3 separate regions of the Homo sapiens genome follow, and all the other regions are linked to region 2. Evidence: read pairs that join two places in POLR2A ChIA-PET (ENCODE). Cell type or tissue: MCF 10A. All regions are shown on one strand.

What was found. Peaks named below come from ENCODE experiments on the same cell type or tissue, not always from the same donor. Only the 100,000 strongest peaks of a DNase experiment are listed, where the experiment ranks them.
Region 1: POLR2A ChIA-PET joins it to region 2 with 5 read pairs; 2 of 35 experiments call an interaction of 5 or more read pairs at or near these places.
Region 3: POLR2A ChIA-PET joins it to region 2 with 5 read pairs; 1 of 35 experiments calls an interaction of 5 or more read pairs at or near these places.

Annotation. Positions count from the first base shown.
Region 1 is chr18:31,195,711-31,199,710 of GRCh38, reverse strand. No RefSeq gene overlaps it. Among named protein-coding and RNA genes, the nearest start is that of DSC1, 35 kb to the right of the region's middle. In MCF 10A, no CTCF peak of the experiment used is centred here; a DNase peak (open chromatin) is centred at 1,780.
Region 2 is chr18:31,009,742-31,013,741 of GRCh38, reverse strand. The region is part of intron 9 of DSC3 (desmocollin 3); the gene reads left to right. Among named protein-coding and RNA genes, the nearest start is that of DSC3, 31 kb to the left of the region's middle. In MCF 10A, no CTCF peak of the experiment used is centred here; a DNase peak (open chromatin) is centred at 2,131.
Region 3 is chr18:31,452,597-31,456,596 of GRCh38, reverse strand. It overlaps DSG3 (desmoglein 3), which reads right to left. Exons shown (of 16, transcript NM_001944.3): 2 at 122-157. Among named protein-coding and RNA genes, the nearest start is that of DSG3, 6.9 kb to the right of the region's middle. In MCF 10A, no CTCF peak of the experiment used is centred here; a DNase peak (open chromatin) is centred at 2,346.

The DNA of each region.
Region 1 (4,000 bases), 190 kb before region 2:
CATGGCATAAAGGCCAGAAATTTCTTCAAGGAGTGAGTCACAAATGGAGACAGCTTTCACAGTAGCTTCTCTTTTGTGTACTTTGCATTTTAATAATGTCAAGCATTCTCCTATGAGGTTTGTTTCCTCCAAACTTTTCACTATTAAACTATAGGTCAGGGCTAAAGTAAACAGAGCTGTCAAACTTACATGATAAGAGATTTCCTTAAGTTGGCAGGGTTTAAACTTTCAAGACAAAGCTAGTAGCACCAAGGTAAACATGAAGGTTTTTGATTTGGATACCAATCTCTAGGAAGGCATTATGGACTTCCTCGATTATAATGTTGAAACCACCTCCACCGCACAGCTGAGAAGTTGCTAAATAGAATCAACTTATTCCTGATTATCTCAGCCAGCAATCAAGACTTTCGCCTGGGTTTGTTCTAGCCTCAGAAGACTAATGGGACAAGTCTCAACAAGGAGGAGCTATGGGCTTGGGTACGAGGGTGGAGAATTTTACAGACAGGCGCACAGAAACCATCACCAGCAGGACACTTGGGAGAGACCTGGAGGCTGTGGTGACACCCTGCTTGCTGCTTGACTCTTCAAAAAATGGTCATTGTTTGCAGGCTAGAAATGCAACATGCATCCTTTCACATCATTATTCATCACACACCTAAATCTTGCACTTTACACAACTGTCAGACATTTTAGCTCTCCCCTGGTCTAAATGTTTTGGTTTTGGAAGGGCCTTGCCATTCGAGGTACATTTAGTAAAGGTGCACTTTTATTTTCACCAAACTACTAGCTTGATATCTAAAGATGGGTTTGAAGGTGCCAATAGAATGTTTTTTGCCAGGTGACAAAGGTGGCCTATTTCTCTGACGTGGAAGCCCTGGCATTGTCACCTCATTGCAAGCTTTGAAATGAAGCTGATCATTGATAAAATGATCATTGACACTGGACTTGAAGAACAAAGACTCAAGACAGGAAAGGAGGAGGGGGTGATATCAGAGCTATTCCGACATCGGGAGAGGAAATGTTAGATCTGTAAAGCAGAATCAGTGGGTGGGAAAAAACATTTTCAATGTTACTGTCTTATTGAAGGTAGTTCTATTGCCAAGGTCCAAAGCTTAATTTCCAATAAGGAATCTGATTTGTGCTGAATAACTCACAAGGAGATGCCTTTGATTCCCATTCAAGTAAATGAAATTTAAAGACAACAAAGCAATGTCTTGTAGAAATTACTTAGATGAAATTATTCATCTTAAATGAAACACATGGCTATTTCTCTTCTTTTATTCTCCATTGTGGTTTCAATAGCTGTATAATAACATTAAGTAGGAGAGGAAAGAAAGTATGGTATTACTGTGGTCTTTCAGGGTACAAGAGAGATTATAGACAAAGATAATTTTGAAAGTTTAACAAATGATTTGTAATTTTGCCCCCTGAAATTCAGTAATGACTGATGAATACTTAATATACAACCATTTTCCAATTGTACAAAAAGTGAACATAGTTAAGGTACAGTTTAAGGATAATAAAATTAGAAAGGAATACAGTAATTTAGAGCTTTTATCACAAATAATAGTTTAGATTGAAGACAATCTAATCGACGTGTGATTCTGGGATGTTAGAATGTGCTTCTAAAATGAGATATTTCTTTTGAGAAGTAAACTCTTGATCTAGAGCTTGTGAATTTTATCTTTTCCCATGATAATAAGTGAGGGAGAGACCAAAGGGAGAAAAGCAAAGGTACGTTTCAGTTGGCAGTGTGCCAAATATACAGTGATTCACAGCGTCCTAATCAGACAGGAGTGACATCTCACTGAAAAATAAGGTTCACCCCACCCACCCTGGAAACTGTTCTTTGTTCAAGCTCAGCACACTGAAAACTACTTTCCAGACCTGTCACCATTCTCATTCTGGGTTGGCAAGGAAATTATAGAAAAATGCTGACCAAAGCAGGGGTTAAATCATTATATGACTAATCCTGGCCTTTCAGGTAGATTCAGCTATGAATGTGGTTGCTTTTTTGTTTGTTTGTTTTAATTCAAGGATTAAGCTCTTTTATTTATGGCTTTTTAATTTGTTTCACGTTTTCCTAGCAATTTATATAGCCCATATGCTTTTGATGAAAATCATAATCAACATTTCTATTTCACATCTAATTCTGTAGATTACATAGGTTAAATAACTTTATGGCTTCAGTGAACTTTAAAATTATCTCATCTAAATCCCACAATTTATGAGGGATTTGGAGGCCTTATCTACCAATCACGTAGCATTGGACAGTATTATATTGTCAGAACAAAAACCCCTTCTCCTCTACATGTACTCTGATTTTCAAGAACAGAGTTATTTCATGAGCTGTAGAAGATGAATATGCTTTGTGAATTATTGCTAATGAAATCTGCAAAAAAGATTAAACATTTGGGTTTAAAGTCACGGTTTCCTAACATGGCTGTGTATCTCAATCACCTAGGAAATTAAAAAAAAAAATTAACAAAATACAACAGTTAAAGGATCCAACACAGACTTACCTGACTCAGAATCTGTTAAGGTTGGACCCAATAATTAATATACTTAAAAAACTCAGCTGGGCGCTGTGGCTTACGCCTCTAATCCCAACATTTTGAGGGCCGAGTTGGGTGGATCATCTCAGATCAGGAGTTCGAGGGCAGCCTGGCCAACATGGTGAAACACCGTCTCTACTAAAAATACAAAAATCAGCTGGGTGTGGTGGTGGGCGTTTGTAATCCCAGCTACTCGGGAGGCTAAGGCAGGAGAATTGCTTGAACCCGGGAGGCGGGGGTTGCAGTGAGCTGAGATTGCACCATTGCACTCCAGCCTGGGCAACGAGAGCAAAACTCCATCTCAAAAAAAAAAAACAAAAACAAAACAAAACAAAACAAAACAAAATAACTCTTCAGGTATTTCTGACATAGTAAGTATGGATCAATGTTTGAGAAACACTGGGTGTTAAACAGGCACATGTTTACTTTCCACGATGGCTGGATAGAAAGTAGGCTAAAGTGTCTAGCTAAAGTATGTAGCTACACAAAGCATGCAAATATAAATTTTAGCTTGGAGAAACTTCAATAATTTTCCATTCAAGCTGTGTCTCTACAGGCTCTCTGTTGTCACTATTTTATTTATGGCATATATAAGAGAGCCTCTGAATTTCTGATATGAAAAGGCCTGCTCATTTGCTTTTTTTTTTTTTTTTTTTTTTGAGACGGAGTCTCGCTCTGTCGCCCAGGCTGGAGTGCAGTGGCGCAATCTCAGCTCACTGCAAGCTCCGCCTCCTGGGTTCACGCCATTCTCCTGCCTCAGCCTCCCGAGTAGCTGGGACTACAGGTGCCCGCCACCCCGCCTGGCTAATTTTTTGTATTTTTAGTAGAGACGGGGTTTCACCGTGGTCTCGATCTCCTGACCTCGTGATCCGCCCACCTCGGCCTCCTAAAGTGCTGGGATTACAGGCGTGAGCCACCGCGCCCAGCCTTTTCTTCCTTTTTGAGACAGGGTTTCACTCTGTCACCCAGACTGGAGTGCAGTGGCGCTATCTTGGCTCACTGCAACCTCCACCTCTCCAGCTCAAGTGATCTTCCCACCTCAGCCTCCCGAGTAGCTGGGACCACAGGAGTGTGCCACCATACGTGGCTAATTTTTGTTATTTTTTTGTAGAGATGAGGTTTCGCCATGTTGCTCAGGCCGGTCCTGAACTCCTGAGCTCAAGCAATCCACCCACTTTAGCCTCCCAAATGCTGAAAGTTTAGGTGTGAGCCACCACGCCCAGCCACTCATTTACTTTTCATGTAGGAATTTACAGCTGACTCTTTGACCAAAATAACTGTTGAAATATTTGAAAATAAGAACTTCGTGTTTTGATTAAAGCCTGAATACATGCCCAATAAGAATTAATGGAAGCTACATTTTTTAAAAGTAATAGGATGAAGATCTCTGTAGTTGCTTGGTGTCCATGAATAACATAATAAGACAGAGACCACAGCGTCTTTTC
Region 2 (4,000 bases):
AAGTTTTGATATTTATCGGTTGAATAGCAAAAAAATGGTGTTTCAGTGTAGCTGAGCATTCCTTTTATATGAAGACGCCATTGAATATATTTTATATCTTCAAGCTCACTAGTCCTGTCTTTTAGCCAGCTTTCTATGTTTTGCTCTTCTTATCTATTAACTATTTATTTATAAGAGTTTTACGGAAGGAAATATTTTTGCAAATATTTTTACCAATTTTTATTGTTTTATAAGTTTGCTTGTGTTGGTTTTTGACCTCCAGGATTTGTTTTGTTGGCAGGGCTTGCTTGGTCACAATTTATCAGAGGCTTCTGTGGTTGTGAGATTTGTGTCATTATCATGGTATTGACATTATGAAAGCATTTTATCTGAAATTCTTCTACATTATTATTGTTTAATTATCTATCCAGTTAAATTTTTGATCTGTATGAAATTTATCCTAGAACAATTGTGATATGAATCAAATTTTAGTTTTTGTATCTGTTCCAATTCATGTTTTGACATATTTTCTTTGTCATAAAATAAGATACATGTATATTTGAGTTTGTTATTGACATTCTCTTTTGTACCGTTAATTTATTGTTTATTAATTAGCATCTATATGCTGCTGTATTATTGCTAGCTATTTAAGAATATCAAATGTATAATATGCATTTTAGTATTTGCAGTGTTCCATGCCACTCTTACCTAGTGATCTTCCTTTGTGGATTTTTTTCTTATGAATATCTTCCTTGTTTGTTCTTCCATGTGAACTTTCAAATCAGCTCCTAAGTTTAAAAATATCTCTTTTGATGTTTTTACAATTATATTAATTTCATAGAAAGAGTAGGAGAGAATTAGCATTTTTCTCCTAAGTCATAGCCAAGATTGTAATTTCATTTTTTTCAGCTGTTTTGTCTAATTTCTGTCTAGGATTTACATCCATATCCACAAAAAGGATTTACCATAGTTTTTCCTTTTCTATAATTGCTATTAAGTTTTTACTATCAATTTTATGCTTGCTTCATAAAACTAATTTATTTCCTTCTTTTTTTCCATCTCTGAAACAGTGTCCCACAAAACTTCCCAAAAAACATTGAATTAAAAGATTTATTTATCTTTCCAAAACAAGCCCATGTGGTTGTTATTCTAATTCTTCTCATTTCCAGATGAGTAGACTGAATCAAAGAGAAATAACATGCTGCAGTCCATACAGCTAGGATAGGTGATTTGTACCCCACAGTCAGGTGTTGAATGTCCAGACTATCTAGGAGAGATAACTCTGTTCATACAGCCAAGATACAAACCCAGATCTCTCTGGTGGGGAGCTCTTATTCATAATCCCTGAGCTGTTCTCCTTCTGGCTTGGTATCCTTGCTTCTCTTATGTCGCCTCTTTTCCATACTTGAGTTACTTAGCTTGATAAAGCCATTACTTCATTTGCACAAGAGGATCTTCTCTTCTTGCAACCTTAATTCATTTCTACTTTTGGGAGTTTACTTTTTAAATTATATTTTTCTTCTGACATTACTAGCTCCTTTGCTAATCGTACCTCCTCTTTTCCTTTGAGTCATTCATAGTCTGCTAACATTTTGATTAATAAAATTTGCTTTTGCCATGTTGTGTTATCCTTTTCATATTTTATCCAAACCCTTAGAAAAGCTGAATTATTATCACAGGGCTCCTTTGATAGCCATGCTAGTCTTTGAAAGTATCTTATTCTTTTCCTTGGGAAAGAGTTGTGATTGTGTGGTTAAATCATGTCTTTAAGTACTTTTTTTTTTTTTTTTTTTGGAGATGGAGTACTTTTAAGTACTTTTTTTTTTTTTTTCTTTTTTTTGGAATTTGCTGTCGCAATTCTCCTGCCTCAGCCTCCCAAGCAGCTGGGACTACAGGCGCATGCCTCCATGCCCGGCTAATTTTTTGTATTTTAGTAGAGATGGGGTTTCACCGTGTTGCCCAGGCTGGTCTCGAACTCCTGAGCTCAGGCAATCCGCCCGCCTTGGCCTCCCAAAGTGCTAGGATTACAGACGTGAGCCACCGTGCCTGGCATCTTTAAGTACTTTTTAATCTCAGTGAGTCATCTTTTATTTGAAAATCAAACACTGTATAATCATGGTGTTCAAAATCCATGTTTCTGTCATGTAGGCTATGTACCTAATGATGACTAACCTTTTGAGTACTGATTAAAGAATGACATCACTATGTTGTTAACTCTAAAGGAATCCTCCTCTTCCAATGCCCTGGTTCTTCCTTGCTAGTCAGAATTATATCCAGGGAAAGAGTGCATGTTATTCATTCCTTTATACCTCAAAGAGTTAAGTAATCAGTAGGCCAAACCAAGAATTGCTCTGGTATACTTTTAGCTGAATAAAGCTTGCAAACATTGTCTTACTAGTTAGCGTCTCCTTTTATTGCAATATATTGGCTGTTAACAAAAACATACAGCATTTATTCCCTTCATTCGCCTCTGTGACAGCTTGAGAGATTACTCAGAATTTAGTGTAAAGCCTTATTTTATGCTGTAGTGTTAAATGTCATTCTTACAACAATTTCACAGAAGAGAAGAGTTAAAGAGACTAAATAACTTTCCCAATGCCACACAGCTAGGATGTAGTGTAGACAGAATTTGAACCTAGCTCTTTGACTCTAACTATACGCTGTCAAGCACTATGTTAAATTGTTTTCCACAGCTGTGTGATCTTGGAAAGTTGGCCTCTGTGTTATCTGTAAAATGGGAACAATACTTCTTTCTGCCTCCCTAATAGCTCTTCAAATATAATATTGAACGTAACAGCACTTGGTAAACTGTGGGATATTATTATTTTATTTTAAAAAGTTATGCTATGTCCTTGAGACTAGTGTTATAATGTTCCAAAATAGATAACTTTTCTGTAACCACAAAGCATGAGTGATACAGGCTTTTGCTGTGTTCTGGGTAAACTCATTCCACCTCAGTGGCTTCTGTCCATTGGAGCAGCAGCAGTGACGCATATGGGCTTGAGTGAGGATAGTATTATTCTTGGTCCTTCTCAACATGGAGAGTCCTCAGCTCCATTTCCACAACTATACATTTTCTAGGGAGTTGTTAACATCTCAGTGCAGATGTGGGATATTTTTAAGCACTTTTTTTAAGTGGCGAAACAAAAACGTACCCTGAGGTGGAAGAGAATTTACAGGCTTTCCTATTAATTAATGAGATTAACTAATCCCATTAATCTTTAGGATTTCATCTCACCAGATTTTTAATTTTGGAGAGTTTTAAGCTACTAAAACAATATCCATCTTAAGCCTCGAAAAATGGGACAAAGAAACTCCAAGGCTTCAGCGAGTGTTTCTGGATTGAATAGTTGCACCTCCTCCAGTGCAGCAGCTGTTCTCTAAATTTCCATCCATTTCTCATTGCCAGCAGTTGCTCTTACTCTCTGTGTGATCACACCAGCACATGAAATGTGTGAAACAGTATTCATCAGCATCAAACGAACAGATATTAATATTTTTTTCCTTGACTCTCCAGTTTGTGGGATATACATACAAAATAAAAAAAGGTTTTACATATGTTTTGTAGATTCTAAGATTCAGAAACTTTCTTGACTTTTTAGTGGACTCGTGATACTAATGTCTTACTCTGTTAATACCTAGGTGTGGAGAAAGATTTAAAATAATTTTATTCACCAGTTTTGATTTTGTTCAATGTTTAGCCAGTGATTGTTTTGATAAGCAGAAAGAGAAATTGAAGAAAAAGTGCTTCAACTTTATAGTACAGTGTAACATAATGTTTTATGGGTTTTACTTGATTTGTTATCTAAAACTGAATTTTAGTCAAAGATTGATTTGGAAATTTTTTAGAGATCAGTGAGCCAATTAAGCAGCACACGATAGCAGAGGGATTATAGCGTAGGCTAAGGAAATGGACTCAGGTCAGACTACCTGGCTTCAAATTCAAGCTCAAATGATTATCTTTTGGTCTTAAAAAAAAATCAGTTTATCTCCTTTTCCCGTTTTCTGCTCTGTAAAATGA
Region 3 (4,000 bases), 440 kb before region 2:
TTTTCACAATTAAATTATTGAATAATTTTAGAAATTAAATATTCATTTCTACTAAACACAATTTAATTTTTTTTTAAACTAAACTATTATTTTAAGTACAAAAACCTTTTTCATACTTTACCTCTATTCGCAATTCTCCATGAACCAATATGACCACCTGCAGACATTTAAATAAAGTCGAATTAAATGTGAATTCTTCAAATAAGGAATTATATACAATGAATAATCCTGATTATTATATTCTATTGTTCATATTGTGATTTGTTTCTATTTCAAAAGAAGTAAGTTTCAAGAAGCCATAATCAAAGGGTAAGTTCCTACCAGGAAAAGGAATATTACTGTCAATATAAACACATTCCACCAGTTTTTTAATTGACTACAGAATTTTGATGACATAAAGAAGAACCTATTGGACTTTGCAAAAACTATGCCTAATAGTCAGTTGCAGCAACCACACAATTCTTACCTGGCTGCTTTATACACCGTTCCTGGAAGCTATGAAAGTCATTGCTTTGGGAAACATTGGTAAGCACCATTGTGAAATGCTTCAGAAAGGGGCCACAGGGGATTATTAAAAACCTTCAGCCACCCAACTGATTTGTAGGAAGGCAATCCTGTATTAGTCCTCTACAATTACAGAACATTTTCTTTAATTGTACAAGTGAAAAGAATGGAATGGAACCAGTCTGGTTTAGAGAACAAAACGTAAAAGATGAGGATATGCTATTCCAATCACAAACCCTGTTTGCAGTGAGACATGGATCTGTTCATCTCTGCTCTATTACTTCAATTTAAATATTGAACTTAATTTTCAGAGTGGCCCCAAAAAATTAAATGACAGTAAAATGAAGCCATGTAGGCTAGGGTCTTCACCTTCTCAAGAGCATATGAGACATTCATCTGTGTCATTTTTCATCTTCTGTTCTGCCTGGCATGCATTACCTCTTTCTACTCCACCCACTTAAATATTGCTCATCCTTCCAGATCCATCAAGTTCCAACAACCTCCATGAAATTGTCTTTACTGATGTCTCTTTTTCTGAGTTTGTACAACACATATTCTGTACCATGAAATTTAGCCCATGATGGTTTACCACAGTTTATTATTTCTTGTTTTATGCACATGAAAGAATTTCTGTGCTAAGCCAGGAGTATTGTAAACTTTCCAGTTCAGTGCTATTAGGTTATTTTTTTTTTCTTGTAACCCTCACAGGTGCTTAACAAGTATTTGCTAATCCACTGATTATCGGATGAATCTGGTCGGAAAATAATGGTGGAAAATAAGTCAGAAGAAAAAAAAAACTAGAAGAGTAATAACAGTAGCTAATGTTTATTGTGTAGTTTCGGTATCAGCTGCTACTCCTAGAGCTTTATACTTACTGTTTTATGTAATACTTACAGCAGGCACCTGAAGGAGATTCTAGTATTATAATCCCTAGTATACAGATGAAGAATTGGAGATGCAAGGGAATGAATACTTTGCCCTAGCTAATGGCCATAATAGGATAGCGACCGCAGTAGCCTAACTCCAGAGCATGTACCTCACTACTACTAAATTCTTTTTTTTTTTTTTTTTGAGACGGAGTTTCGCTCTTTTTGCCCTGGCTGGAGTGCAATTTTTGCCCTGGCTGGAGTGCAATGGTGCGATCTTGACTCAATGTAAGCTTCGTCTCCCGGGTTCAAGGGATTCTCTTGCCTTAGCCTCCCGAGTAACAGGGATTACAGGCATGGGCACACCACCACACCCGGCTAATTTTGTATCTTTAGCAGAGACGGAGTTTCACCATGTTGGTTAGGCTGGTCTCGAACTCCTGACCTCAGGTGATCCACCCGCCTTGGCCTCCCAAAGTGCTGGGATTACAGGTGTGAGCCAACTACTGCTAAATTCTAACCAAAGTTGTCATAAAGAGAAAAAAAAAAAAAACAAACTAATGGTACAAAGAAAATTATATGACAGTCAATTTAGATTTCTATTTGGCAAAAGACTATGGTTGCTCTTGAAACAATGTAGATTGTTTATTTTCTAGGGTTATAATGAATAGACTAGTCCAAGTCTGAACCAAATGAGTAATTATGTCAGACATAAGATGTCAGGACTCTTCCCTTCTAGACATTCCAGCTGAAACCTTGATTCCAAAGAGTGCGTGTTCAAATTTGTCATGGAAAAGAACCATTACTTGTGGTTATAACATGTCTCAAAATTATTTTCCAACATTGTTGCTCTTTTTAAAGCAGTACCTTGAGTTACTTGGTAGAAAAGACCAGATAAATGTAGTAACTGCACAATTCCTTTCTCAGCGCATAAAAATGACTCAGCTACACATGAGAGGAGGGATGGGCCAGGCAGGCTCCCCTTTACAGGAAAACTGGAGAGTCATCCCGAAAATATGAATCATGCTTGGACTAGCCCTACAGAGAATGATTCTTCTAATACACAATAAGGTAGAATATTTGTTTTCCCAGGAAGTAGGTGATGGGAAACATTTCTGAATATTGCAATGATCTTCAGATTTTTAGAGGACAGCACAGCCTTACATTATTTAGAATAGTATTTTTTTAAAAAAATTATTTTAGTTAATATTTATATAATGGCTACTTGTTTTAGTTAATTTGCTAATATAATAATTTTGGACATTTTAAAAACAATTTATGTGTTTTTATTTGTAAATCTATTTTCATTGACAAAATTGTATATATTTATCATGTACATGTTGTTTTGAGATATGTATAAACTGTGGAATGACTAAATCAAGCCAATAAATATTTACATAGTTTTCTGACGATTTGAATGAACTAAGTTGTCTCTTTTGGTGGCCTGGATTGGAAATACCAACATGGAGAAAACCTCCCTTATCTTGAGAATTACTGTACTTTTCTTTCTTTTTGTTTTCTGGTTATTTTGTAAATTTTAATTATATGATTTTTAAAGCATTGATATAGCCTTAGTGCCTTGGTATAGATATGAATTACAAATATTATCAAAAGCAAATCTAATTATTAAATTTAAAAAATATATGAAATAAAGCAATTTGATATCCATATGCTCTATTTGTTAATAAAAATGTATATGGTTGTATCACTAAGGTTCCTATTGAATATGGTATGTACACAATAAATATAATCTGAGGATATGGGTAGCTAGATTAAACAAAAAGCAAGTATAATAGCACCTGCTCTTTAGTTTGGCCGAGATCTTGTTTGGGGTTACCTCATGCTTTAGTGTGGCAGGGGACAGAACATAAGACTATGGATTAGATGCAGGTAGCTCATCCCAGCCAGGCCTAGGGCCTGACTACACTTCTGATTTCTAGAATGGGGATTCTTGGGGAAATTTGTAGAATGAATTAGATAATTCAAATAAATCAGTCCAAATTTTAAACATGATTTTGTATTTATTAAATTTTTTTGGGAAAAATGTCATGAAATATACACAGGTAAGTAATATCATTCATATTAGCATCTTTCATAATATCTCATAGCTTTCTATATATATTGAAATTTAAAATTTAAAAACTCTGAAACATTGTGATAAACTTTGTATTTATCAAAGCAAATTCCTTAATTGAACAAAGTTGATATATATCTGATTACTTGGAAATTATTTAATTGTGAAGAATTCAATTTCCAATAACTGATTTTTAGAGTAAATTCAATTAATTTAGAAAGTTAAGCCTTGTATCATGACAGAATGCTAAGAAAAATAAATATCCCTGGATATTCTTAAATGCTCATTTGAAATGCTGTGTAGGCTGCAGTCAAGTATGATAATATAAAATTGGATACTGGATTCTGAATCACTGAATTTAAATCCAACTCCCAACCATGTACTAGCATATAACTTGGGAACATTCCTTAATCTTTCAGTTTCTTCATCTGTACAATAGGAATAAAAATTAATTTTACTTACCTTATAGGTTTGTTGTGAGGATTAAATTAATAGGTGTAAAGCACATAGGTGAGCCCAGCCCAAAGTAAGTTAGTTTTATTAAATTGCCATTTAA